Linked DNA regions of Mus musculus: region 1 is linked to region 2. The links are chromatin loops, found by intact Hi-C in ENCODE. Cell type or tissue: gastrocnemius. All regions are shown on one strand. Links, peaks and the distances in the headings refer to the core of each region. The heading gives the core; the rest is flanking DNA.

Region 1 (2,926 bases), core at 149-2,648, 120 kb after region 2:
TATTCCCTCCATTGGGGTCACATTCTGCTTGCTCATTCTTTAGCTCAATATAGATTCCTTGTGCAAAATAATGAAATTCAGTTTCAGCTTAGGCCAAATCATGCCCTCCCCTGAGTTTGTTTAGAAGAATCATTTTATCCATTTTATATGTCAAAAAAACCTCTTTCAATTACTAAAGTGACTGTAACATTTATAAAAAACGTTGTTATTTTCTGTGTGCAAATGGGAAATAGTTGCCATTAATTATTCGCCTGTTCACAGTAACAGCTGCCTAGTGAACCCTGTCCAGTTGTCATAGAAAATGCTCATATTTCCCCCTTTATGTCATTGTTCCTCCAGGAAACCAGGGACATTTGTTAGCCCAATTGTTTCAGTCTTGCCAACCCTACTGGGCCAGCTAATATCCTGATTTAAGATCTTATCTAACTTTTTCAACAGCTACATTCAGACTAGATAGGTTTATGTAGTTGATTTCATTGCTAAAGCTATTTGACAAAAGCAAGAAAGTCAAAGCTTTTAGTGACATGAACCACCCATCTGCTGCCTTTAGTCTTGACATCTTTCTGTGTGTTATTTCATGGACCATCAGAATAGGAACTCTGTCTGCTTCCAACATAGCATAAAGGTTCAGTATCAGCCCATATGGCCTTGAAACTACCAAGTGTCTTAAGCACTAGTTATTTGCGATCTTTGCATGGTACAACACCCTCTCATAGGGTGGTTGTTAAGAGAGAAGGACTGCGCAGAGCTAGCATTTGTGTGATTTAGAGTGTACAGTCTGGGAGTGTGACTGCTATGGTTCTAGGGCTTTTGGGACTCTCCAAAATAATGTCTTATCAAAACAGATGAGTGCTAGCTAGAAGAGTAATCAGCCTTGCCTGTAGGGTCTCTGCAATAAAATATTAACAAAACTGCTTCATGCACTTAAGTGTAGACTTTAATATTAACTCTTTTTCATGCAAAGTTGTTTCCAGTATATATGTGTAGTGATGCCAAAATATTAATTAACCCATGAAATCCTGGCTCCCTAGGAACTCATGGTCTAGGAGAAGAAAAAGATTGATAAATACATTGGAGAAGGTTAAATGTGATGAAATAAATAATGACAGCGATAAAAACTCCCACTCAAGTTAGAATTGAATTTGCATATTGAGAGAAATTCAGATAGTCAAATCTATGAAGGACACAAGGCAAACATGAGTTTGGTTTGAGTTCTGGATTGAATAATCCAGTAGACAGGGATTGGCAGTTCAGCTCATTTTAAATTTTCTATTTGAATAAGCACTTGAAGTTTGTGTGTGTGTGTGTGTGTGTGTGTGTGTATTTTATTTTATTTTTCTTTTTGGATACAAGACAGAAATCATTGCATGTATTAGATTGCATTGCCTTACATGGTTCAGGGAAGGAAAGCCAGAAAAACATCTACCGGATATTCCATGAAATGTTGTTTATGCGAGCCAACAGAAAGAATTAGTTTGCACATCCGTATCAAATGCCCACGCTCTCAGCTCCCCAATTCTTTATATAGCTGTCATGAAACAAAGATACGCCTAATTGGCTTTGCCAGCAGTAAGGGATAAGCTATCTTTTTTCCCCCTCCCATCTTTACTGGCTACGACTCTCATTCCTGATTTGATACAGAACACATAGCTTCCTCTAAAAAATGGATCTGTGTTAAAACGAATCTGTATACAGATAGATTTTTGCAGAGCCTCCACAAAGCAATGACATGTTGGATGTTTTTGGTATTGTGGACACTTGTAATTTGGGACCTGGGACTGGTATTTCCTTTAGAGTGGCAAGTATGTCATGTGGCTTGGGGCAGATGCCATTCTATGCCTTGTATTACATTATGCACGGGCAGTGACCTTAGCCTTGATTTATTTTTGATACTTATGTGTTGTACATATCTAAGGTCTTGTGTGAAATAGTCTTGGTTCCCAACATTATCATACTCATGATGAAGACACAGACCTTCACAAGTCTCTAGAATGACTGAAGTCACTACTAATACTATATTCTCATTGCAGGCATCATAGAGGAACTTACTTACTTTTCCCCTTCATTTACTCTGTTCCCACATTTTTATCTATAGAAATAAGATTTTTAAATAGAGGAAGTTATTTAAGAAGGCATGATATAGCTTCCTTTTTTTTTTTAAAGCCTAGTCTTAGTATATCTGTAAAATAGAGTGAATATTTAAATGCTATGTTTGGAAATATTTTGACTTTTTATTTAAATAATGGATAATGTTATGGTCAGAGATGATAACATTTTTATTGACTACAGAGATAACAGCTATGTTTATTTCTGAGCTCTATGTATATCTACAAAAATTGGCATGTAGTAGAGAAAGAAGAAAGAAGGAAGTATGGACTTCTGAGGAGTATTTACGCCTAATTTGATGCCATTTTGTACTCTGAACTTTTTATCACTTCTTTATTTTACAGTATTTAAACCAATATTTCTCCCTTTCTCTTGGAATACTCATGTAAGAATAAATTCATTTGTGAACACTCGGTTGGTTCTAAGAAGCATGTGGAGGGTCTGCTTTCCTGGACAGAAGGAACTATTTTTTTTACCTTCTGGAATGCACAGTTGATGCCTGTCTTCAGGTAAGGCTTGTGGTTGATGTTCTGAGAGGCATATGAACCTGGGCATGCCTTTTCAATCACTAAACTGAAGATCTACTAAGATTCTTTCTATTCAGGCCATCTCTTTGTGGTTTCAAAATGGCTATCCCAACTCTACACTTTAAATTCCAAGTCTGAATAAACAAATAGCAATCTTTTCCCTAGAATTTCAACCAGTCACCATCTGTATTTCAGTTTGTGTTTGACCAACCTATGACTGATTCTATGAACTTCTCACTATTCCTGGGTTCATGGTTAGCTTTTCTTTTTTCCATCCTGGAGAGGAAGTAGCA
Region 2 (2,926 bases), core at 292-2,791:
TGGATGGAGGAGGGGAAGCTCAGAGAGGTCATTTATGTGGTCTAAATCTAGGTCACTTCTAAGTCCATGCTCCAGCTTATAGGCCATCTTCCTTGGAACTCAGTTTTATTCTGGAATACATCATTTCTCAAACCACCCCAGCATTTAGCAAGTAAACCTGGGCATTCACAGGGGCCCATAGGAATATCAGCCTGAGGTGTGCCTAGCTGGTTAGTTTTGTCAAAATGATGTGGATGCTCTTGACCTCTGGGTTTACATATGGAAATCAAAATAACTAAAAGAATAATGACTTGTGTACCAAATGTTATTATTATTATTTCCTCTGATCATTTATGTTGCTAGAGTCTTGGATGCAAGATTTGCTATGATTATCTTCTGGCATAGTCTTAGCTTGTCTTAGCTTAGTCTATTGCTGTGAGGAGACACCACAACCACAGCAATTCATATAAAGGAAAGCATTTAACTGAGGCTTGCTGATGGTTTCAGAGGTTTAGTCCATCGTTATCATGGCAGGCAGTATGTCAGCCTGCTAGCAGATATGGTGCTGGAGATTTCTACATCTGGATACACAAACAGCAGAAAGAGAGATGTGACACTAGGCCTGGCTTGAGCTTTTGAAACCCTAAAGCCCTCTCCCAGTGACACACTTCCAACAAGGCCACAATTCCTAATCCCTCTGATGTAGGCAATCCTTAATGATCTTACATTTAAATATATGAAACTAAGGGAGTCATTCCTATTCAAACCACCAAAGACACCAAACAGAAGTTGCTCTTTTTGTATATTTAACATGTTGTTTTGGTATCTCCTCCCCCCTATCCTGTTCTCTTCCTGATCCTAAGAAGTTTGGGTCTGCTATCCAGCCTCTAGATTGCTTCTCTGTCCTGATGCTGTCTAGGTTTTGATGGTGGCATAGTCACAACATCAGCACCATTCTTCTTGGAGCCCTTTGCCCTTCTACCTATTTAACTCTTTACTCCTTTATAGTAAGATCTCCATTTTTACCTCCTCAATTAACCTGCTGCATAGGCAGTGGCTGTGCTGTTTTTGGTTTTCTTTCTTTTCCTCTTTTTTAAAAAAAATATTTATTTAATTAAAAATAAATTATGTGCATGTGCTTGTGTCAATGCATGCATGAATTCTGCGGCCTTGGGAGGCCAGAAGAGGATGACTGATCCTTTGAAGCTGAAGTTACAGGTAATGAACCATATCACATGGTTGCTGGAAATGGAAGAGTGGTCTTCTGCAAAAGCAACGAGTGTTTTTAATGTTTTAACTGCCAAGCCACCTCTCTCGATTCTGTTCCAGGCTTTATCTTTCTTCCTCACATCCTTTCTCTTCTGTGTTCTAGCCCCAAGGATCTTGGCCTCAGCACCTTCAGGATAATCTGATAAAGATCACACCATGGATGGTACAGACCACAGCAACAGGAAGCACTTCAGGTACGCACCTCCTTTCCAAGAAGTCTCTGTACAGTGTGGTTTTCTCTTTAATGGTTTTTATGTTTTTGACTTTATTCTTTAAAAAATTCAATATTAAAGAATAGCAGCAAAGATTCTCCTGGTGGGGGGGGTGGGGGGAGGAAGAAAAGAAAGACATGACCACGCTCATCAATCCTGCTCCCCTCTTGTGACAATACAGCTGTTCTCTTGCTTCTTATTCCCTGCATACTTAACAGTTACTCTCTTAGTTTAGTGGTATGAACAGATACCATGAAGAAGGCAACTCTTATAGAAGGACAGCATTTCATTGGAGCTGGCTTATATGTTCAGAGGTTCAGCTCATTATCATCCGGGTGATCAAGGTTGGAGCATGGCAGTGTCCAGGCAGTCAAGATGCTGGAGGAGCTGAGAGTTCAACATCTTGTTCCAAAGGCAAATGACTGTTTCCAGGAAGGTAGGAGGAGGGTCTCCAAGTCTACCTCCACAGTGACACACTTCTTCCAAGAAGGTCACACCTACAAGTTCACACCTCCTAATAGTGCCACTCCCTGAGCCAAGCATATCTAAACCACCATACTAATTAATGTCTAATCTGTAGTTTTTATTTCTGCATTTTAAGCTGACATTGTTTTAGGATCATTTTAAATTTATTCTACCCAGTCATCATAATTACCAATTTTAATGATAGATTAATATTCCTTTTCACTGGTGGTATAGTTATTCAATAATTCTCTTCTTGAAAATAAGTTTGGATTCTGCAGAATAAGTAGTCAAGAGTGAAACTGCTGGGTAGTATAGCACATTTATTTTTAGTTATAGATAAAAACATTCAAACTCTTCCAGAATGGCGACATTACCTTCTATTCCCAGCAATATACAAGCATGTACAAGAGTTCTAGTTCCTGCACATCATTGCTAGCATTTGGTATTGGCTGGTGCCACTAACTTTATTTTACTCACTCCAATTGGCTTGATTGTAATAGTCTGAGATCAAATTTACTCAGCAAATGTGACTAGTCTCCTCATTACAGAATGCAATTATCAAAGTAGAATGTATGTATATACATTATATATGTTGTCACAATCTTTGCCTGTGCTTATTATTGTCTTACCTCTGTGTCTATTCTTTCAATTTTTTAAAGTTAATATTTTTAGTTGTTGTATACAATAATAGGTATGTGTTGGTTGAAACTCTCAACATGACTGGATTTAAAATCACTACTAGAATAAAGCTCTAGGCATGCCTTTGAGGGAGTTTCTAGAGTGGTACACTAACTAAATTAAGGTACACTAACTTACCTAAGTATGGGCAGCTCCATTCTATGTGCTGTGGTCCTGCACTGAATAAGAAAGGAGAAAGTAAGCAGAGCACCAGCATTCCTCTCTCCCTCCCTCTCTCCCTGTCTCCCTGTCTCCCTCCCCCCTCCCCCCCTCTCCCCCTTCCCCTTCCCCTCTCCCCCTTCCCCTCTCCCTCTCCCCCTCCC

Evidence for each region. A loop is a pair of places that touch in the nucleus more often than their neighbours do. Peaks named below come from ENCODE experiments on the same cell type or tissue, not always from the same donor. Only the 100,000 strongest peaks of a DNase experiment are listed, where the experiment ranks them.
Region 1: a loop joins it to region 2, with 2.8 times the contacts of the local background. A loop is called at or near these places in 2 of 42 quality-filtered maps.

Annotation. Positions count from the first base shown.
Region 1 is chr1:81,975,891-81,978,816 of GRCm38, reverse strand. No RefSeq gene overlaps it. Among named protein-coding and RNA genes, the nearest start is that of Mir6344, 150 kb to the left of the region's middle. In gastrocnemius, for the core only: no CTCF peak of the experiment used is centred there; no DNase peak of the experiment used is centred there; H3K4me3 peaks cover 256 bases; H3K27ac peaks cover 737 bases.
Region 2 is chr1:82,095,929-82,098,854 of GRCm38, reverse strand. No RefSeq gene overlaps it. Among named protein-coding and RNA genes, the nearest start is that of Mir6344, 35 kb to the left of the region's middle. In gastrocnemius, for the core only: no CTCF peak of the experiment used is centred there; no DNase peak of the experiment used is centred there.